Regions from separate parts of the Homo sapiens genome. Here region 2 is linked to region 1. A link is an interaction called in ENCODE POLR2A ChIA-PET data of the cell type or tissue named here. Cell type or tissue: PC-9. All regions are shown on one strand. Links, peaks and the distances in the headings refer to the core of each region. The heading gives the core; the rest is flanking DNA. Region 1 has its middle 27 kb from the start of MIR7162. Region 2 overlaps LOC105376478 (a long non-coding RNA gene).

Evidence for each region. ChIA-PET counts read pairs that join two places held together with the same protein. Peaks named below come from ENCODE experiments on the same cell type or tissue, not always from the same donor. Only the 100,000 strongest peaks of a DNase experiment are listed, where the experiment ranks them.
Region 2: POLR2A ChIA-PET joins it to region 1 with 5 read pairs; 3 of 35 experiments call an interaction of 5 or more read pairs at or near these places.

What each region holds. Positions count from the first base shown.
Region 1 is chr10:30,389,430-30,401,203 of GRCh38, reverse strand. No RefSeq gene overlaps it. Among named protein-coding and RNA genes, the nearest start is that of MIR7162, 27 kb to the right of the region's middle. In PC-9, for the core only: no CTCF peak of the experiment used is centred there; no DNase peak of the experiment used is centred there.
Region 2 is chr10:30,553,032-30,564,805 of GRCh38, reverse strand. It overlaps LOC105376478 (a long non-coding RNA gene), which reads right to left. Exons shown (of 2, transcript XR_007062102.1): 2 at 10,198-10,852. It also overlaps the pseudogene RN7SL63P. Among named protein-coding and RNA genes, the nearest start is that of LYZL2, 71 kb to the left of the region's middle. RefSeq lists enhancers at 5,159-5,738, 11,423-11,774 and a silencer at 10,652-10,946. In PC-9, for the core only: no CTCF peak of the experiment used is centred there; a DNase peak (open chromatin) is centred at 6,665; H3K27ac peaks cover 440 bases.

The DNA of each region.
Region 1 (11,774 bases), core at 3,320-8,319:
TTAAGGCCAATAACTGTTAGCTTTGCCCTTTTGAGGCTATTTTCTAGATCTCATAGGCATGCTTCATTCTTTTTTAATTTTTTTGTCTCCTCTAACTGTGTATTTTCAAATAGCTTGTCTTCAAGATCACTGATTTTTTCTTCTGCTTGATCAATTTAACTATTAAGAGACTCTGATGCATTCTTTATTATGTCATTTGCATTTTTCAACTACAGAATTTCTGCTTGATTCTAATTATTTCAATCTTGTTGTTAAATTTATCTGATAGAATTTTGAATCCTTTCTCTGTGTTATCTTGAATTTCTTTGAGTTTCCTCAAAACCACTATTTCGAATTCTCTGTCTGGAAGGTTACATATCTCTGTTTCTCTAGGGCTGGTCCCTGGTGCCTTAATTAGTTTGTTTGATGAGGTCACGTTTTCCTGGATGGGCTCGATGCTTGTGGATGTTCTTTAGTGCCTGGGCATTGAAGAGTTAGGTATTTATTGTAGTCTTCTCAGTCTGGGCTTGTTTGTACTCATCCTTGGAAAGGTTTTCCAGGTATTTGAAAGGATGTGGGTGTTGTGATCTAAACTGTATCTGAGTAGGGGACACTCCAAGCCCAGTGATGCTATGGTGCTTGCAGACTCATAGAAGTACTGCCTTGGCAGTCTTAGATAATATCTGGAAGAATTCTCTGGACTACCAGGCAGAGACTTTTATTCTTTACCTGTAATTTCTCCCAAACAGTCTCAGTCTCTTTTTTTGTTTCTCTCTCTCTCTGTGCTGAGCCACTTGGAGCTGCAGGTGGGCTGACACAACATCCCTATGGCTACCATCACTTAGACTGCACTGGGTCAGACCTAAAGCCAGCAAAGCACTGGGTCTCACTCAAGGCCCCCTGTAAACACTGCCTGGCTATCACCGATGTTCATTCAAGGCCCTAGGGCTCTGCAGTCAGCAGGTGGCAAAGCCAGCCAGGCTTGTGTCTTTCCCTTCAGGGCAATGAGTTCCTTCAGGCCCTAGCGGGTCTAGAGATGCTGTGTGGGAGCCAGGGACTGGAGTAAAAAACCTTAGAAATTTACCTGATGCTTTATTCTAAGGCGGCTGAGCTGACACTGAAACCATGAGACAAAGTCCTTTCCACTCTGCCTTTGCCTTTTCACAGGCAGAGGAAACTCACCCTGTGGCCACCACCAGAGGCCCACAGGGAACACTGCCAGCCTACGGTCGATGTTCACTTAGGGCCCAAGGGCTCTTAAATCACTTGTGGTGAGTGTTTCCAGGCCTGGGACTCACCCTTTGGGGCAGTGGGCTCCCCTTTGGCCCAGGGCACGTGCACGTCCAGAAATGCTATCTAAGAGCCAAGGCCTAGAATCAGTGACCACAAGAGCCCATTTGGTGCTCTACCCCATGGTGGCCAGACAGGTACCTAAGCTGCATGACAAAGTCCCTTTTACCTTTCCCTCTGCTTTTCTGAAGCAGAAGAAGTCCCTCACCACAGCCACCACAGCTGGGAATGTGCTGGGTCTCATCTGAAGCCAGCATGTCTCAGTCTCAGAGTCTTACTCCAGGCCCATAACATACTACCTGGGTATCACTGTTGGCTATTCAAGGCCCAAGGACTCCTGAGTCAGCAGGTGATGAATCCTGCCAGGACTGGGTTCTTTTCTTTAAGGCATCAGATTCCCTTCTGGCCCAGGGTATATCTAGAAATGACATTCAGGGGCTAGATCCTGGAATGGGGGTCTCTTGACTCTGACCAGTGCTCTATCCTGCTGTGGCTGAGCTGGTATCCAAGATGTAAGACAAAGTCCTCTTTACTCTTTCCTCTCCTCTCCTCAAGCAAAAGGAAGAAGCCACGTTTGTTGCTGCATGCTGCACTGCTTGGGTTGGGAGAGGGGTGGTGCAAGCACTCGCTTGGCTGCCCTGCCTGGTGTCTTACTAGGTTGTGTGCCCCCTGAGTCCACTGGCTCTAAGCCTAGCATGGCATTAGGACTTACCTGGGAATTGAAGTCTTTATGGTCTAGACTGCCTTTCAAGTTTACTTAGAGCCCCAGGTAACGATAGCTTGCCATGGCAAGGCTTATCAAAACTCAAGCCTCAAGCCTTCTAACTGCTAGGATGGGTGAACCCCTCTGGGTAGGGCTGGTTTAAATGCTCCCTCCACGGGCAGGTGTCACGGGAGTTCCCCCTGGTTTTGCTTTCTGCTGTGACAGGGCAACACTGAGTTCAATGCAAAGTCCCACAATTGCTGCACTCTCCCTTCCCCAAGTGCACAGATTCTCTCTCAGCACCACAGTGGCCACTGCTGGCGGATGGGAGAGGAGTGACCTTGGTGTTTCAAGACTGTCTTTCCTACCCTCCTCAGTGCCTCTTTCAGTGTTATGAAGTTAGGGCCAGGTACTGTGAGTACTCACCTGATTTTTGGTTCTTATGAAGATGACTTTTTGGTGTAGAGAGTTGTTAAATTTGATTTTCCTGCAAGGAGAATCATTGATGGAGGCTGCTATTCAGCCATCTTGCTCTGCCCATCCTACCTCACTTAATTTTAATTATCTCCTAACAGCCCTATTTCAAAATGCAATCACATAAGGGATTAGGGCTGCAGCATATGAATTTGGGGGAGACACAATTCAGTCTATAGCATTTGGACTTGGGGAGAGGGAGGAACAGAACATTCAGAGGAAGGACTCAGTGCAAGCAACAGTTTGGAGGTGGGAAAGTTCAGCTCATGGATAGAAAAAATTGATCCAGTTTGGCAGGGCCCACGGGAAGATGTGGTGGAGTGGTGAGAGGTGGGCCACATCAGAAAGAACCTTGAATGCCAGACTGAGGTTAGAGACATTTCCTGTTGTGCAGAAGATGCCGTGAGGTGGTGGGGAGAGTAACATGATGAAAAGGATATTTGGGAGGATGGATCTGGCATCAGTGATAGGTAGGGGTAAGGAGTGAACAAAGCTGGAGGCCAGGAAACTGGACACACAGCCCAGAGTTCAGGTTTAGGCTGTTCAAAGGCAGTTTCCACACTGAGTTCCAATGTGGATCAAAGCATGCAGGGGGTGGATGATTTGGAAAAGCAAAACCATCTCTCTTCATTACCACACAATTTCCCAGCTGAGATCATCACCAGAGTCCTACAAATCAGACAGTCAGCTTGCCCCAAACTCTGTTCCTAGAAGCTGTGACCCAGAGGGAGCCCTTGTCCAGCTATAGCCCAGGGACACTGCACCCTGGACAGGACTGCACCTGTTCCCTCCCAGGAGCCTCATCTCTGTCTGGCCTGGCTTTGGCTTCAAATACCCTCAGCTTTGGAGCTTTGGCTTCAAAATCTGTTGGATCAGATTCATGAGAGCTCTGGCCTTCTTTGGTTTAGGAATTTTAAAATAGTTTTTTCAGCAGGCAGTAGATGAACTCGGCTTGCTTACCTCTAAGGACTGGCTAGAACTCACAGAAAGCTGTTATACTCACAGTTATGGTTTGATTATAGGGAAAATATATAGATTAAAATCAGGTAGTGGAAGAAAGGCATAGGGCTGAGTCCAGGAGGTCACCAGATATGGAATGTCCATTATCCCTTCCCCATGCAGTCAGAGTGCATTACCCTCCTGGCTTTGATATGTGCCAATACACATGGAGTATTCCAGCCAGTGAGGCTCCCTCAAGCCTCAGTGTTCAGGATTTTTACTGGAACTTCATCACGGAGGCATGCTTGATTGTCCATGTGGCTGCTCTCAGTTTCCAGTCTCCAATCCTTTCAGGGGTGACCTAAAGCCAGGACTCTAAATCACATAGTCGGTTTTCCTGGCCTGGCTAGTCTCCACCCTAAATCTTATTATTAGACTATCCATCCTGACCCAAGATCCCCAGGCAAAAATATTCCTATCAGGCGTTACGTGTTGGAGATAAGGAGTCAAGGACAAAGGCCAGACCTATTTTTGGTTGTTAATTATTTTATTTTATTTTTTTTTACTATACAACATGCCATCATTCTGTTATCCTTCCTTTCTGTTTTATCTTCAAAATAACCCTAATTGGTGGGTAAGGATGTTTATTATTATAAATGAGATCTCAAAAGGAAAGGCACTTGGGCAAAGTTGCACAGTCTATCTTTGACTCGTGGTGCAATACTCTTTCCACTCTCTGAGAATCCTGAGTCCTGAGAAGAAGATAGAAGGAAGGTGTGTATATGTGTGTGTGCACGTGTGTGTGTGTGTAAATGTATATCTAATAAGTGTGTGTAGATATATGTATGTCTCTGTGTGTTTGTGTGTACATGTGGATGGGTGTCTGTATTCATGTTTGTGTGTGTGTGTACACATGCTCAGGGGGAAGGTTAAAGAGACAATCAGCAGGGTGCAGTGGTGGGAGGCAGACGGGGGAGGATCACTTGAGCCTGGGAGTTTGAGAAAGAGAAAATTTCAATAATCTTCCTCTTGCAATTAGAAGGAAAATCCTGGGGCTGGGCATAAAGAGAAATAAAGTACAGCATAAAGAGGCAGAAAAATGTCTAATGAAAAACAAGTGGCCAAGAATCTATAAAGAAATATAGCACATTAGCAGCAGAATAAAACTGGAAGATAATTTCCTCTAGAACCCTGATAATCTTTGTGAGAAAACTGTTGGTCACATATGTTAACTGCCGAAACTTGCAGGACCCTGTGCAACAGAACTGACAAGTAAAACCATGTTTCTTAAACTCACTATGCTACAACTGTCATTCAACTCTTTCACAACGAAGATTTCACAAACCTATCTCCAGCTTCCGGATGGTGAGGGAAAGTGTGATGAGATTTTGTGATAAATTGTGCCTGTCTCTGAGTCCATCTTCTCCTATTGAAGAGAAGGAAAATGAGGCTAGCACATTACAGCCCTGCCTGACAAAAGTCACAAGATAGGCAAATAATTATTATTTAAAACTGGAGTGTCCTATAATGTATTCATGAATGCCACACATTCTATATCAGATCATCCATTTCAATTTACTTATGTTCTTTGAAGCAAATTTATAAGATTTGAATTATTCAGAAAATGCTCCCAAGCTAATAGAAGAAAATACTTTAACCACATGAAGTATCATGCTACCCAATATGGTGTGGTGGTGAAGTGTGCAAGCTCTAAAACAAGAAAACACAGTTTCACGTCCTGGCCCTACCCCCTTGGGAAAGTTACGTGGTCTCTCTCTGCCTCAATTTCCCCATCTAAAGTGTGGGGATGACAATAATACTATTTCACAGAGTTGTTTTGAGGAAAAGAATATATGTAAAGCACTTTGAACAGCAGTTAGTGCTATGTAAGTGTTTCCTATTGTTATTTTAACATTTCAGATTATAAATATCTACCCTGTTATTCAGATGGCAAGCGTCCCTAAGCTGATAACATGATGAAGAGCTTTTGGGTTCCTCGATTTCCCATCAGCTTTGTGAGGAAAAAAATACCACATGAAGAAGAGCAACTGAAGCAGGTGTGAGAAGGAAACTTGGCTTAAGATTGGGGGGCTTGGGTTTGTTAGGCTTCTATCTTCTAAAAATTTCCTGAACTCCATTGATAAGAAGATTTTTAATATCAATCTAGCTAAAAAGGACCAATAGACCCCACAAGACACTGAGTTAGACATAAAAATAAAAGGGTAATAAATAGCCGGTTGCAATGGCTCATGCCTGTAATCCCAGCACTTTGAGAGGCCGAGGTGGGTGGATCATGAGGTCAGGAGTTCGGCCAGCATGGTGAAACCCTGTCTCTACTAAAAATACAAAAATTAGCTGGGCATGCTGGCACACACCTGTAATCCCAGCTACTCAGGAGGCTGAGGCAGGAGAATCGCTTGACCCCAGGTGGTGGAGGTTGCAGTGAGCCGAGATCGTGCCGCTGCATTCCAGCCTGGGTGACAGAGCGAGACTCTGTCTCAAAAAAAAAAAAAAAAAAAGAAAGAAGGATAATAAATGAAATATGGAAAACTACACAACCAGAAAAATAAACAACTACCAATACCCAAAACATGGCTAAATCTCATAGGATTGTGTTGAATGAAAGAAGTCAGCCACAAACATGCACATACTGTATGAATCCATTTATATTCATAATTAACCCAGGGTGACAGACGTCAGGATTGTGGTTAACTTTGAGGAGGACAGCAACTGAGAAGGGGCAAGAGGGAGCCCTCTGTGGTGATGGAAGCATTCTGTATCTTGAGCTGAGTGGTGGTCACATGAATGTGCACATATGTAAATAGTATGGAGTTGTAATTTAAGGTATATGCATCTCACTGTATGTAAGATACTGTCTTAGTCCATTCGTGCTGCTATAACAAAATATCTGAGACTGGGTAATGTGTAAAGGACAAAAATTTATTTCTCACAGTTCTGGTGGGTGGGAAGTCCAAGATCAAGGTGCCAGCAAATTTGTAGTCTAGTGAGGGCTGCTCTCTGCTTCCAAGATGGCACTTTAAATGCTGAGTCTTCCAGAGATGAGGAATGCTGTGTCCCAACATGGTGGAAAGGACAGAAAAGCAAAAGAAGGAAACCGAGCTAGGCAGCTCCCTCAAGCCCTTTCATAAGGTCACTATCCCATTCATGAGGGGGCTCTTCCCTCACGACTTAATTATCTCCTAAAGACGCTACCTGTAATCCCAACACTTTGGGAGGCCAAGGCGGGCAGATCATGAGGTCAGGAGATTGAGACCATCCTGGCCAACATGGTGAAACCCCGTCTCTACTAAAATACAAAAAATCAGCTGGGCATGGCACACCTGTAGTCCCAGCTACTCGGGAGGCTGAGGCAGGGGAATTGCTTGAACCCGGGAGGCAGAGGTTGCAGTGAGTCGAAATCATGCCACTGCACTCCAGCAGCCTGTAAACAGAGCAAGACTCCATCTCAAAAAAAAAAAAAAAAGACTCCACTTCTTAATACTATCACACTGGGGTGTGAGTTTCAACATGAATTTTGGAGGACACACAAGCATTCCAACCATAGCAAATTTACTTTATTAAAAAAGAAAAAAAAAAAGGAAAATCCTGTCTCCAAACATGATATTTTAAGAGTTGATATATTTACATCCCAATTTTCCAATTGCTTACATACATATTTGTGACGATCATTTTTAGCTGAGAAAAGTTTCAGTAAATTAAAAAAATCTCATATTATCTATTAATATCTTATTCAGATAAGATCAAATTTCTAACCTAGATTTTAGGTTAAGACATAGTCATTTGTTGTAATGTGAGAATGACAGAGAGAGAGAGAGATATTAACTAGCAGAATCCAACTATAAAAATAAATTTAAGGGCACAATTCTCTACTAATGACTCCCCCAGACAAATTATTACTTGGATAGCAATGAATCAACTAAAAATGGAAGCGAGAATAGTTTGAGTCCTTTTTGCAATGGATGGATGTTTATGAGACTATTAAGTGAAGAGGGTTCAGAAACAAGGGGATAAATGGCACGCTAATTCGGGGTTGAATGGAGTAATGGGATGGTCTTGGAAATATAAGAATCTTGCTTAATGGGGCTTGTCTACTTGCAATTCAATAAACTAATATACGTAAATTAAAAGAGATAAAGGACATGAGCACTCAGAACAAAATTACAGGAATAAATTTAGCAAAGGGGCACCAAAGTTGAGAGAAGGGTCACTGTTCCACGTCAGACATCTTTAATTCTTGCGTCATGGAGATGGTAAGCCAGCGAACAGAGTCTTCTGTCTGGAAGCTAAAACCAGCCTTTGGGATGGCTTCAGAGAGACTGTTCAGACTCAAGATGCAAAAGTAGATGTTGCATGGTCGAAAATATCCCGAAGGTAAAGGCTTTTTTCTTTTTTTCTTTTTTTTGAGACGGAGTTTTGCTCTGTTGCCCAGGCTGGAGTGCAGTGGCGCGATCTTGGCTCACTGCAACCTTTGCCTCCTGGGTTCAAGCAATTCCCTGCCTCAGCCTCCCGAGTAGCTGGGATTACAGGCGCCCACCACCATGCCCAGCTAATTTTTTGTATTTTTAGTAGAGACGGGGTTTCACCGTCTTGGCCAGGCTGGTCTTGAACTCCTGACCTCGTGATCCACCTGCCTCGGCCTCCCAAAGTGCTGGGATTACAGGCGTGACCCACCGCGCCCGGCCGGCAAAGGCATTTTCAAAGACAATGGTGCTCGGGGAAAAGAATGCTGTGTGTTTTAAAAGAAAAAAAAAATAAAAGAAAGAATGGAAACAAGGAAGAAGAAGTGACCAGAGGGTGGGGTGACCATATGTTCTGGTTTGCAAAGTACACGTAAGGTTATGTCTGCTGTCCCGGTGCAATTATAACAGTGCCCCTTGCACTCTCCGAATGTCCGGATTTGGATGATAAATCATATGATCACCCTGCCAAAGAGAGCAAATTAGCCAGAAGACCCATGTGTCGATTTCAAACGGTGTGGACTGATCCGCAGGCGCGCTCAGGCCGCTGCCCAGCTGAACGGTGTGCACCACCTCTGCCTCGCCCTACCTCGCCCTGCCTGGGTGAGTCTCCAGGAAGGCTACAGCGGAACCCTCGGCTCCCACGTTGCTCTGGTGCCACCTGCAGGTTATGTGGGGGAACTGCTTCTCTCTACCCCACTACCCACCACCCTGCCTCCCCACCCTGATCCTGGGCAGCCTTGGAGTTGACCAAAAGACATTCAGAGCACCCGAAGCCCTGGGTGGGGAATGGGCTGGACCCCGCAGTGAAGCCTGCGTTACGGAATCAGACGGGCCCAGCTTAAACCAACAAAGCCAAGCTCTTCCTCTTCCTACCCACTCCTGTCCTGTCTCATTTTGTAGAGAGGAAACTGAAGCCTAATTCAGAATTTTCATTGGTAGCATTGTGAAGCATACAGCTGGAACCTCCCAGGTGCCATTCCCCACATCTCTGTCTTTCCCCTAATACATTAGGATAGTGGGTAAGCAAGAGAACTTAAGTTTACTGAGCTCCTATTGTGTACTGGGCAGAGTAGGCACTTTTATCTCCAGCCTCGCAATTGATGGGAAATAGGTGATTATACAACCGGGATATAGGATCAGAGTGGGCTAGTGATGTGCTCACAGTATCTCAGCTGAAATTGGAACCTAGGGGTCTTTGACTCTAAAGGTAGTGCTCTTTTTGGGTCTCCAGTTTGAGCAATACTTGCAAAATGCAAAGAACACCATGAAAATCTTACATTGATCCATAAAAGACTGTATTGCAAACAAAAACATGGAGTGTCTTCGTGGGGGAGACGGTGAGGCAGGGAGATTATCTCAATTCTGTGCAACCTGAGAACTCTCTGAGGAAAATGAAAAAAGCCCGACTGAGTGCAATTTGTCTGATAAACAAAATCTGTCAGAATGTGGGGCCTTGTGAGTGCTAAGTGAAGGTAAGAAACCACGGTGCTGGACATTTTCTAAGGTGTTCTTTATGAAATTACTCAGGGCCTCAGTGCCTTCACCTTCTTCATGAGCCTAGGCAGTTTCCCCATCTGTCTTCATCCTACTGCCTGACATCCTATCTATCAAACTGCTTTTGGAGTTATGACTCAATAAAATAAAAATCATGGTGGGAGTCATTTACACCCTAGTGAGAGTCATCTAAGATTCCCTTTTCTTCTCAGACCTTTTAGCTGAAGTTGGTTATGAGAGAGGTTGGGGAGGAGGAAAAGGGTCGGGGCGAGCAATCTTGGAGCTTGCACTGTTTCTTGCCGACGACCTGGCACAGTGTGAAAATGTCAATCTAAATGGAGAGCTCTATGCATGTTCCAGTCTATTCCCTTTGTCACCAATACCAATCCCCAAAGCAGAGCCCCCGGGAGGGCTGGACTGAAAAGCCTGGAGGTAATAGAAAATGCTTGGCTTTGGATTTCAGGTCAAGTTCTGCCGGCGACTTGCTGTGTAAGATTAGACAAGTCAGTTCACCTCTTTGCACTTCAGTGACCTCATCTGTAAAAGGCTGGTCTGGACTAGATTAAAGACTTTCTTTAGGTTTTGCAATTTTTGTTGTTGTTGTTGATGGTTGTGTGTGTGTGTGTGTGTGTGTGTGTGTGTGTGTGTGTTTAAACAGAGTCTCACTCTGTTGCCCAGTTAGAGTGCAGTGGCGCAAACTCGGCTTACTGCAAATTCTCCTGCCTCAGCCTCCGGAGTAGCTAGGATTACAGACGTGCGCCACCACACCCAGATAATTTTTGCATTTTTCATAGAGATGGGGTTTCACCATGTTGGCTAGGCTGGTCTTGAACTCCTGACCTCAGGTGATCCGCCCGCCTCGGCCTCCCAAAGTGTTGGGATTACAGGCGTGAGCCACTGCGCTCGGCCTGCAATTGTTTTTTGTTTTAATGTTATATTCAATTCTTCCTCCATCTTTATTAAAGTATAATTGATAAAAATTGTGTATATTTACAGTGTTCAATGTGATGTTTTGATATATGCATACATTATGAAATGATTAAATCAAGTTAATTAACATTTTCATCACTTCACATACTTTTATTATTATTATTATTATTGTGGTAAGAATATTTAAGATCTATTGGCTTAGAATAGTGTTTACTAGAGGCGAGGAAGGGTAAGGGGGAGGGGGTAGCCAAAGGTTGGCTAACAGGTTAACAGATACATGAGTACATGGCTGAGTTTGGTGGCTCACACCTATAATCCTAGCACTTTAGGAGACTGAGGTGGGAGGATCACTTGAACTCAGGAGTTTGAGACCAGCCTGTGCAACATAGGGAGACCCCATCTCTTTAAAAAATTTAAAAAATTAACCAGGCATGTTGGTGCATGCCTGCGGTCCCAGCTACTCTGGAGGCTGAGGTGGGAGGATCACTTGGGCCCGAGAGGTCAAGGCTACAGTGAGTTGTGATTGCACCACTGCACTTTAGCCTGGGGGGCAGAGTGAGACCCGGACTGGAAAAAAAAACAAAACAGCTAAATAGGAGGAGTAGTTCTAGTGTTCTTTAGCATTATAGGGTGATGATAATTTATGACAATTTATTATATATTTTCAAATAGCTAGAAGAGTGCATTTTGAATGCTCCCAGAACAAAGAAAAGATAAATGTTTGAGGTGGTGGAGATGCTAATTACCCTGATTGGATCATTGCACATTGTATAAAAATATTATACTGTACCCCAAAAATATGTACAATTCTTGTGTCAATTAAAAATAATAATAAAAGCAAAAAATCTCTCTTAGCAATTTTCAAGTATACATTATTATTAACTGTAGTCATCATTCTGTAGAACAGATCTCCAGAACTTATAACATTATATTTAATTCTGATCAAAGTACTAGATACACAGAGTTAAGAACAAAATGGTATCTGGAGCAAGAAATCCTCAGTAAGACAAAAGAAGAAGAAAAAAAGAACAAAATGGTAATAAAAGGGTTATATCAGAAAGCATTTCCTCTGCCCTTTCCTTTCTTGCCTTTGAGTCCTAATTCCCAGAGGCCATCACTTTAAACTCATTTTGCTACTTCCTCTGGTATAATCATATTTCTAAATAATGCTTATGTTGCTATTTCTTGATTTGTTTTCCTCAGCATCTGTCGACTTCCTGGCATAACAGAGTATAAGGCTTACCTCCCTTACAAGTAAGGGAGCCTCCATTCTACCAATTTGACTGGATCACAATCTTATGAAATCAAATGCATTTACAGTCTTATAGATATCTAAATTTTGTTTCCTAAGCCAAGTCCTGCACTGAATTTGTTTCATTTCTTTCCTTTTTTTCCCCTGGAGCTGATAATTGCTTCAGATTGTTTCCCTTCATTTGCTTATACGTTTTTGTCCCTATTAACTACTTTTTTTTCCCCAGATGCTC
Region 2 (11,774 bases), core at 3,653-8,652, 160 kb before region 1:
CAGTATTGTTAGGAATTAAAGTGCAACACTTTCCATCCAGCATGATGCATACGCCCCCTTTCTCTGCTAAGATCTTATGCAGTGCAAGTCTGTTCTCCCAGGCCATTTGGCTGGTGGCATCTAACTGGTTAGCCACTCCCTTGAGAGTGTATCGAGTATAGCTGATGAATCTTTGTTGATTATAATAGATGTAATTAATCCAATCCACGTTTTTATTAGTAGTTGACCACCAGAAGAGTGCTGATTCAAACCCAACAGCTATTTGGTTTCGGGTCTTAAATTCATCAGGTACTCCTCTAGGAACTCCTGTTGAGTCAATATAAACGTTGGGATCAAAATAATTTGTTAGGTCTCTCCGACTTCAGTGGCCATGTGGATTCTTGGGAATCTTACAGAATGCCAGGATGAATGGAATGGCCAGTTGAACTAAGGCACAAGTGCAGATCCAGTTGGATGGTAATAGGTCATGGAGGTCCCTCTTTCCACAATACCACCAGACATCAGCCCGGGGTATATGAAGAGCTGAGCAGTTGCCTTTGTTTGACTCACCAGTAATGTTTAGGATGTGGGTACAAGTCGAGGGTTCTCCCACAGGCTTATTGAACTCTGCCCCCTGCCTAGAGAGGCAAGAGGAGTGGTTCATATACCCTATGGAGAATGAGGGGATTGCTCTAGGGTCTGACCTCCACAAGGCAGTAAAGAGCAATGATAGATTTTGCAAGTCTCATTTCCCTATGCATCCCTTTCCTGGTATAGAGCCAACATGCAACACATTCCATCGGGATTGGTATCCCATCCTGGGGCAAATGGAACCACCTGTGCCTGAGGCTGCCCAGCAGAGCATGCGGAACAGTCACTCTTATGAAGAGCTAGTACCAAAAATCTGACCCATTCAACCCAGGCATTTACATTCCCATATCCAGTCTCAATTTCTAAAGTCTGCCTCAAGTCAGTTACCTTAATTATTTTTACTCTCTTAGGGTCATTGTCTGGTTAAAGGAAGTAGTGGGACTGGGAGTTATAGTAATCCTGGGTGGGCTCAGAGTAGAGTTGGTGACTAGCCTAAGAGCTAACCATCCTATTGGATCCCTTCCTGAGGTATCTATTCCTGACCCATACCTCTAAGGTTCCTGGTCTAGAGTAGCTGGGTTGTTTATGGTAATTAATATAGGATTGCATTCTACATTTCTACAGTCAGGTGACAGGGGGCCCCTATACAAATGTATTTTCTTCTTAAGGGTTTGTTTTTGGAAGAATGGCTCAGCCTCGAAATTGGGTGGTCCACCAGACCTCATTCCAGCTAGCGCAGGGCTTTCCCCAATAGCGACCTGTTTCAGGACATAGATGTTTGTTTGCTTGTGACAGCTGCCTTTGGTTCCCTAAATTCCCACAATGTACGACTTAGGAGGCATCAAACTTTATGGTCTAGGGGGTGGAGGTTCTAGTTATGTTGACTACTAGTTTGATTGGATATTCTTCTACCGGGCTCCATCCAATAATTGTGTACCCTCTCACCCCTGGTAGTAGGATTAATCCTAACCACATCCACCCCCAGTGATGGAGCCTGCTCATAGCTTCCTTCCAGGTTTTCCTTAGAGTTAATTTTAAGGGTTCCTTAGGTGATCTATACACTTCCCATTCACCCTTTTCCCTTCCTTACGGGAGTTCTTTTACCAGTCTCTTGACCTGAGTGTAATGTGTTCACACCTTTCAGCTGTTCGTAGGCTGTGTCAGTGATTAGGAGCACCCGATAGGACCTCCCCAGCTTGGGTGGAGCTTGTCTTCTTTCCAAGTCTTAATCAGCACTGAGTTGCCAGGCTGGAAGTGGTTAACCATGAACTCAAGAGGCAGGGTTTGAGTCAGGAGTCCTTTGAACCTCAGGGATGACAGGGAGGAGGATATGCTCAGTATATAATTTCTTAAAAATTGGTCTTTGGTTTCCATAGTAGAAAGGCCAGTAGTCCTACCTAAATACGGGAGTCCATATAATAGCTCGTAAGGAAAAAATCCCAAGTCTTTCCTTGGGGCCGTCCTAATCCTAAGGAGTGCTATTGGGATCCATTTGGTCCAAGGCATTTTAGTTTCTAAGATTAGTTTAGTAATATGCTTTTTGAGAGTCTGATTCATTCTTTCTACTTTTCCAGAGGAAGGGGGATGCCAAGGAGTGTGGTAATCCCATCTGATGTGTAAACCTTCCATAATTCTCCTTAGCACCCTTGAGATAAAGGGGCTCCCATCATCTGAATCAATATTTTCTACTAGGCAAAATCTGGGTATAATTTATTCTAAGATTATTTTGACCACATTCCCTCAGTGGCAGTTGGGAGGGTGTGGTCCCGGGACGTGCACTCTGCAAGCTTCGCTCCGCCCGCCATGCTGAAAACAGACTACGGAGAGGACTGGGAGGGAAGGCAGGGAGACCTGTCAAGGGGATACTGTGGTAGCACAGGTGAGAAATAATCACGGTGAAGAGGAACCCTGTATGGTAGGGGAGTAAGTCCTCCAAGGCAGTTCTCGATATTCTATGGAGCTAGCAGGGCTCAGGTGCTCCAGAGAGCCCACCCAACAAGGTAGCTATGAGCATGGGACATCCGCACCCACCTTGGTCTGTAAGTCACACAGCTGGGATGTGAAGCCTGGCTCGGATTCTGTGCAGCCGTGTGATCTAGACAAGCTACCAGGCCTCTCTAATCATCGTTTTCGTCTATAAAAAGGGATCGGCCGGGTGCAGTGGTTCATGCCTGTAATCGCAGGGTTTTGGGAGGCTGAGATGGGTGGTTCACGAGGTCAGGAGATCTAGACCATCCTGGTCAACATGATGAAACCCTGTCTCTCCTAAAAAACAAAAATTAGCTGAGCGTGGTGGCACGTGCCTGTAGTCCCAGCTACTCAGGAGGCTGAGGCAGGAGAATCACTTGAACCCGGGAGGCAGAGGTTGCAGTGAGCCAAGATCACCCACTGCAATCCAGCCTGGGCCACAGAGCGAGACTCCATCTCAAAAAAAAAAAAAAGGGGGGGGGGTGGGGGGGCGGATCAGAGCTCATATCATCACGATGTTTTTGAGAGAAATACACAAAAGAGGAAAGCACATCGTCCATGCCCAGTAAATCATTGCATTCTTTCAAACGAAATCTGTATTCAACCAACATTTCCCGATTAGGTTCTCTCCCAGGCACTGTCTCCCTTTTCCAGGTGAGGCCAATGAAGCCCAGCTTTGGGATTCAAACCTTCAGACTCACAGGGACTTTAGAAATATCAGTTCAGAGATCTCTAGCTGCAAAAGTTCACAATGATACTCACCTCTTGAGGACTCATTTTTCTTTAACTGTAAATAAAGAAAACGAATCATGCATTTATTCTGCATTTTCTATGTAAACTGTCCCTCAGGGTAGCCAAATAGTTGATGAGGGAAAGTTTCTTTTTAGAAGTATTTTGACTAATAAATGAAGAAGAAATGATAGAATAACATCATTTTGCAAATCCCTATGACTTAATGGATTGAAGCAATGACTATCAATGGCTGCTGAAGTCACAAAAGAGAGACAACCAAGCAGTGTGCATGGAAAGACCCCACGCCACCAGGGGAAGTTTTTGCTAAAAAAACTGAACCTGAATCTAATCAAAATCCTGGATCTACCTACTGATTTACAGAATACACGTAGGAGAGAAAAGCTGTGATAAATAACCCTACAGCACGCAATGAAGAAAGTCAGACCACAGAAATTCTGCAACGCAAATGCCCAGTTCCTTCAACGAAAAAAAAATTGCAGTGAAGGAGATGGGGAAGAGGAGAGAGAAGAGGAGGAGAAGGAAAGAAGGAAGAAAGAGAAAGAGAGAGATGGGAGAGGAACCTACAGATTTTTTTAAAAATGTTAAAAACTTATGGGGCCCAGCGCAGTGGCTCATGCCTGTAATCCCAGCACTTTGGGAGACCAAGGTGGGTGGATTACCTGAGGTCAGGAGTTCGAGACCAGCCTGGCCAACATGGCGAAACTCCCTCTCTACTAAAAATACAAAAATTAGCCGAGTGTGGTGGCATGTGCCTGTAATCACAAGTACTGGGAGGCTGAGGCAGGAGAATCATTTGAGCCCAGGAGGTGGAGGTTGCAGTGAGCTGGGATCACACCACTGCACTCCAGCCTGGGCAACAGGCAAAAAAAAAAAAAAAAAAAAAAAAAAACAACTACTTATGGATTTTACTTAGGTAATGATTCAAACTGTAAAACTTTAAATTATAAGAAACCCAGGGAAATACATAAACATTCAAGATATTTGCTGACACATGCAATTATTAATATTACAGTTAATTTTTAAAATGTGACTGTGGTATTACTATTATTTTTAAAGGGTCTTTTTTTGAGACTGGGTCTCACTCTGTCGCCCAGGCCAGAGCACAGTGGCAAAATCATAGCTCACTGCAGCCTCGAACTCCTGGGCTTAGGTGATCCTTCTGCCTTAGCTTCCTAAGTAGCTAGGACTACAGCTGACAGCCACCACTCCAAGCTAATTTTTTTTTGTTTTTGTAGAGACGGGGGTCTCACTATATTGCCCAGGCTGATCTTGAACTCCTGGCCGTAAGTATTTTTTAAACTTAAATATTTAAGATTAAATATTTAATATTTATTTTTAAATATTTAAGTTTAATTTTAAACTGAAATATTTTCAGGCAAAATGACAGGATGCAGAGTCAGAAGCAGCGGGGAGAGGGGCGAGATTGGCAAGCATGGAGGAGGTGATAAGATTGGCCTTGTGCCCCTGGTCCATGGTGTTAAAAGGAAGGTCCTTACTTTGGGAGGGATATTGACTAGAAGTGGGCAGAGAGAATCCTCCAGGGTGCTGTGACATTGTATCTTTTGATCTATGTGCTGATTAAATAAACTTTTTAATTTGTGAAAATTTACAAGCTATACAACTATGATTTATGCATTCTTGTATACCTTTATAATTTTATGTTCTTAATAAAAACTTCACTTACAAAAATTGGCCATAAGTCAATAATAGTTTGAGCTGGGTGATGGATACATAGGAGTTATAAAGACAATTATCTATGTTGACTTGTGTTTTAAATTTCCTATTAGAAACTAAAATTTTTATATTGTTAGCAGCAGCCAATCTGCACAGGTCTGCAGCAAGTCAATTCTTTCCTCCTCAGAGGACAGACTTCATCCAAGGGGCATAAGGCACAGTGAGAAACCAAGGCAAGTTTTACAGCAGGAGTGTAAATTTATTAAGAAGTTTTAGAGTAGGAACAAAAGGAAGGAAAGTACACTTGGAAGAGGGCCAAGTGCGCTGTTTGACCTTTGACTTGGGGTTTTATACATTGGCATGCTTCCAGGGGGTTGCATCCCTTCTCCCCTGATTCTCCCGTTGGGATGGGCTGTCTGCATGCTCAGTGGCCTGCCAGCACTTGGGCGGGACCGCATGCGCAGTGTGTTTAGTGAAGTTGTGCATGCCTAATTGGTGCGTTCTTCCCTTACCAATTGAGTGTTCCTAGAGGAAGGTCATAAACCAGGTAAACGCCACCACTTTGCCTGTTAGTGCTCATGCTTGAGCCCACTCGCCCAACTCCTGGGATCTTACCAGGAAGCTGATCACCAGCTTCAGGTGTTTTCTATCTGTTCGGAGCCTGCCTTTCCCTGGTGCCAGCTGCAACCAATTATTATTTTAGAGCGATAGTTTAACAACTGCCTGATGGGCCGGGCTCGGTGGCTCACGCCCGTAATCCCAACACATTGGGAGGCAGAGGCAGGTGGATCACCTGAGAGGTCAGGAGTTCGAGACCAGCCTGACCAACGTGCAGAAACCCTGTCTCTAATAAAAAAAAAAAAATACAAAATTAGCCGGGTGTGGCGGCACACGCCTATAATCCCAGCTACTCGGGAGGCTGAGGCAGGAGAATTGCTTGAACCCTGGAGACAGAGGTTGCTGTGAGCCAAGATCGCACAATTGCACTCCAGCCTGGGCAACAAAAGCAAAACTCCGTCTCAAAAAAAAAAAAAAAAAAAAAAAAAAGCCGAGTTTAGTGTGGGGGCGCCTGTAATCCCAGTTACTCGGGAGTCTGAGGCGGGAGAATCGCTTGAACTCAGGAGGCGGAGGTTGCCGTGAGCTGAGATCGCACCACTGCACTCCAGCCTGGGCGACATATGGAGGCTCCGTCTCAAACAAAACAAAACAAAACAACTGCCTGATCATCACCTGATAATCGCTTGACACTCCTGGGGGAGTCGGGCTATATCCTGGCCTGCTCATGTCTGCTTAGCTACCTACTCTAACAATATTAAGTAGTATGTAAATAAGATTTGGCACAAATTTGATCTTAAAAAATCAAACTAACAAGGACAAAAATAATGTATCGCTTCTCGGCCATTTGGCTAAGAACAAGTGCAAAAATAATTTTATTTAACACAATGTAAGTTAAAATCATATCCATGCACTAATTCTTAGAATGAATGAAATGAATCCTGAATAGATCTATAGCATCATTTGCTGCACTTTGATTGTTTGCTGAATTTTCACAATGAATCCATAAAGTGGGTCATGTTTTGCTCAGAGAGTTTCATCCTTTTCTCTGTGGGCCTTCTGTAATTCTTTGATACCTATGGTAAAATCACATGCTTCGAAACAACCTATGACATCATCCTTGTGGAATTTTCTCTCCTTCTATTGCTGACTTGGTCTAACTCTGCCAGATCCTCATTTGTCAATGACATTGCAGATTCTTTGAGCCATTCTCCAAACATCAATTTCAACACTTTCGTGAAATCTCACTTCTTTTGCAAGATTTGAAATTCTCTTTGTAGGCCGGGTGCGGTGGCTCACGTCTTTAATCCTAGCACTTTGGGAGGCCGAGGCGGGCAGATCACCTGAGGTCAGGAGTTCAAGACCAGTCTGGCCAACATGGTGAAACCCTGTCTCTACGAAAATACAAAAATTAGCCAGGCATGATGGCAGGTGCCTGTAATCCCAGCTACTCGGGAGGCTGAGACAGGAGAATCGCTTGAACTGGGGAGACAGTGGTTGCAGTGAGCTGAGATCATGCCACTGCACTTCAGCCTGGGCGGCTGAGCGAGACTCTGTCTCAAAGAAAAGAAAAAAAGAAAGAAATTATCTTTGTAGTAATGTTCATTTTGTTTGGGCCCTGCTTGTGGAATTTTGCAGCATCAAGCAACAGGAAAATGGAGACCCACAAAACAGTGGGTGGGGACCAGTTCTGCTTCTTTAATTTTAGATAAGGAGAAAATGCCTACATAAAACGTAATAAAAATATGTGTTTTTTTCTTTTTTTTTTTCTTTTTTTTGAGACAGGATCTTGCTCTGTTGCCCAGGCTAAACTATAGTGGCACAATCATAACTCATTGCAGCCTCAAACTCCTGGGCATGAGTGATCGTCCTGCTTCAGTCTCTCAAGTAGCTGGAATTACAAGTGCACACCACCAGGCTTGGCTAATTTTTTATTCATTGTTATTTTTGTTGAGACAGAGTCTCGCTCTGTTGCCTAGGCTGGAGTGCAGTGGCACAATCTCAACTCACTGCAACCTCTGCTTCCTGGGTTCAAGCAATTATTCTGCCTCAGCCTCCAGAGTAGCTGGGACTACAGGTGCGTACCACCACGCCTGGCTAATTTTTGTATTTTTAGTACAGACAGGGTTTCACCATGTTGGCCAGGATGGTCTCGAGCTCTTGACCTCAGGTCATCTGCTCACCTTGGCCTCCCAAAGTGCTGGGATTACAGACGTGACTCCCTGTGCCTGGCCTAATTTTTTATTTTTTTAGAGATAGGGTCTCACTATGTTGCCTAGGCTGGTTGCAAACTCATGGCCTCAAGACATCCTCCTGCCTCAGCCTCCTGAGTAGCTAGGATTACAGGCTCAAGCCTCCATGCCTGGCCTAAACTATGACTTTAGAATAAAAGTGGGGAGAGATGAGCTAGCTCTGACTGATTTTATGTGTGGTCAGTGCATTCCTGAATATTTTCATGCTGGTTAGATTGGGCTTCCCTCAATACACTGGTAGCTGCAGGAACTCAGATAATATAAAAAAACTTAGGCTGAGTGCGGTGGCTCACTCCTGTAATCCCAGCACTTTGAGAGGCTGAGGCAGGCAGATCACCTGAGGTCGGGGGTTTGAGACCAGCTTGGCTAACATGGTGAAACCCCGTCTCTACTAAAAATACAGTTAGCTGGACATGGTGGCGCATGCCTGTAATCCCAGCTACTAGGGAGGCTGAGGCAGGAAAATCGCTTGAAACTGGGAGGTGGAGGTTGCAGTGAGCCAAGATCATGCCATTGCACTCCAGCCTGGGTAACAGAGCAAGAATCCATTTCAAAAAAAAAAATCATAAATACTTATTGAACAAGCACTCCTATGTCAAAAGCAGAAGAATCCACTTGCCCAACAGGATTAGCAAATGATGAATAATTTCCTGAGTTTTTGAGGAATCTGAGCATGCAGTGTATAGCTGTCTCCTACCTTGCTAAGTTCCCAGTCTCTACAAAAACAGGAGGCTTTTCTTCTCCCCCTCATGGTGTACCCAGCTCTTTTGATCCTATTTTCCTCCCTTTAACTTGGCATCTGGCCCCTCCCCAAAATGAAGCTAAAAATCCCCTCCCCTCTATTACATAGAGGAATTCAGCTTGGCCCCAGCTACAGTTCTCCAATTGCACACGCCATTCATCACAACTCTCAGTACAGAGAGACCCCCCACCGAAGCCACCAGCACCATCTCTCCTCAGAGGGGAGTTCAGCCAACTGGATGTTTTGAGTCTATGAGTTTACTCTTTGAGATTTCCTGACACCACAGTTTCCAATGTTCCTTCCAGACACAGACAATCCTCTCCTCCCAAGAAACTCAGGTGTGGCTAGGCATGGTGGTGCACACCTGTAGTCCCAGCTACTTGGAAGGCTGAGGTGTGGTGGTACACATGTGTAGTCCCAGCTACTCCGGAGACTGAGGCCAGAGGATCGCTTGAGCCCAGCCAGGAGTTTTGGGCTGCAGTGCGCTGTGCTGATTGGGTGTCCACACTAAGTTCATCACCAATATGGTGAACTCCCTGGAGCCGAGGACCAACAGGTTGGCTAGGGAGGGATGAATTGGCCCAGGTTGGAAATGGAGCAGGTCAAAATTTCCATGCTGATTAGTAGTGGGATGGTGCCTGCGAATAGCCACTGCACTCTGGCCTGGCCAACATAGCAAGACCCTGTCTCTAAAAAAATAAGTAAATACAAGAAACTGGTGTAAACTGTTCTCTTCACTCTGTTACATGTAAATGTAAGGAAAGAGAATGGAAAAACTATTTTAACATGGATTATCTCAAAGTGGTGAAATTGTGAGAGTTTTTTACTTTCTTCCTTTTGTTCATCTGTATCGTCTAAATGTTCTATAAGATGAATATCTGTTTAATACATTTTATCTTTCTTAAAAGATTGTGTTGATGACTAAAAAGTTAACATGTGTAACAATGCCAGCAAAGCTGAATTTTTACTTAAAAGTTACAGCCGGGCCAGGCAAGATGGGTCATGCCTGTAATCCCAGCACTTTGGGAGGCTTTAGTGGGTGGATCACCTGAGGTCAGGAGTTGGAGACTAGCCTGGCCAACATGGCAAAACCCATCTCTACTAAAAATTCAAAAATTAGCTGGGTACGGTGGCAGGTGCCTGTAATCCCAGCTACTTGGGAGGCTGAGGCAGGAGAATCACGTGAACCCGGGAGGCGGAGGTTGCAGTGAGCCAAGATTGCGCCATTGCACTCCAGCCCGGGTAACAACAGTGAGACCCTGTCTCAAAAGAAAAATTACAGCTGGGTGTGGTGACTCATACCTGTAATCCCAGCACTTCAGGAGGCAGAGGCAGGAGGATCACTTGAGCTCAAGAGTTCAAGACCAGCCTAGGCAACAAAGTGAGAACCCCCTCCCGTCTCTACAAAAATAATAATAATAATAACAATAATAAATAAAACTGAAAAAATAAAAATATATATTTTATGGAGAAAGGTGTACACATGTTATCTAAAAGTGAAGAAGCATAAAAAGTTTCATATTCATTTTGTTTCTCTCTGTCTGTTCAATTCTTATAGCTTCATTGTTTAATTTCCTCACATCTTTTTTGGGAGAATGTTATTTAACAAGGATTCTGGTAACTGTAGCGGAACTGGCAAAGGGGCGGTTTGTAATCAGCACATTGCTTGTATAATCCACGGGGTTGTAACCATTCAGGAAGGAACTTCCTGTCCTTTATTTAATTAAAGCAACTTTTCTTGAAAAACAAAACAAAACCTCTTTTCTAACTAGCATTTACATGAAGAGTTGCCTACGTTAAAAGACACAGCAACCTGTGAAGAGAAATATTTAAGCTAATGTGTTCCATCGTGCTGGTGAGCACTTTCAAAGGAGTGCATGAAAGATATCACAGCCTCACAAATGCAGAGAAAAGCCTCCCTTGGCCACTGCTGATCAGGAAGTGAGACTTTGTCCTCCCCACAGTGGTAAGAGCCTCTGGGAAATTTACTCTGGGCTGTGTATCTATCACTTGCTCTAAATCAACAAATTTGTAATTGATTATGTCACATTTCAGCTATACCTAGCCGGCTGGATTATCTTCCTCATGGCCAAAAGGAGACTAGACATGGAAGGCAAATTGCAGTTAGATGAATTTAACCAGCTTTCTCTACACCGCATGAAGCCAGCGACTGTGAGGGCTCTGCTACGCGGCTGAGCGGGCTGTGCAGGCATTGCCAAGGTCTCCTCCCTTGTTGACGTTCCCTGCTCGTCTTCACGTGATCCCATCTCAGGGCTCTGCCGTCCACGCCCTCACCAAGCTGGATCCTGGAAGTCATGCAATTCCTTCTTCCTTACTTCTGTAAACCAAAAAGTGTCTGAGACAGATCTCAGTCAACTTAGAGGTTTATTTTGCTGAGGTTGAGGAAACACTCAGGAAAAAAGAAACACGAGTTACAATAGGATTTGTGTTCTCTGCTTTTTTCCAAGGAGAGTTTTGAGGACTTCAATATGTAAAGGGGGAAGAGTGGGCAGGAGGAGAAGGAGAGAAGAAAAAGAAGGGGGTAGGATAGGCAATGAGCCAGGTGGTCACATTCTCATGAGGCCTTGAATAGCACTCACTGAATCCACACTTTACATGTGAAAAGATAGGAGGGAGGGGAAAGTCATATAATTATCTTGCTGAGTAAATCTACATTTTACGTAAGATAAAGTCAGCACATGAAATTACAGCTATCCCTTGGGAACGAAAGGAACACAGTTTTGCTTTGTTTTTCTCTTGTCTCAGTTCCCAAGCTTAACTTTTCCCTTTGGCATTGTGAGTTTGGGGTCTTGAGATTTTCTTTTCCTTTCACACTTCCCCCACCAATTAATGGTAAGTCAGCCAGTTTAGCAGACTAAACATTTCTAACTTACCTCTTTTTCAATTTCTGCTAACACTGCGCTAATTCACTTCCTTATTCTCTAGGACAGGGGTCCCCAACCCCCAGGCCATAGACCAGTACTGGCCTATCAGGAACTGGGCCACACAGCAGGAGGTGAGCAGCAGCAAGCAAGCAAAGCTTTATCTGAATTAACAGCCGCTCCGCATCACTTGCATTACTGCCTGAGCTCCACCTCCTGTCGGATCAGCGGCAGCATTAGATTCTCATGGGAGTGCAAAACCTATTGTGAACTGAACATCTGAGGGAGCTAAGTTGCATGCTCCTTATGAGAATGTAATTCCTGATGATCTGTCACTGTCTCCCATCACCCCCAGATGGGACCTTCTAGTTGTGAAAT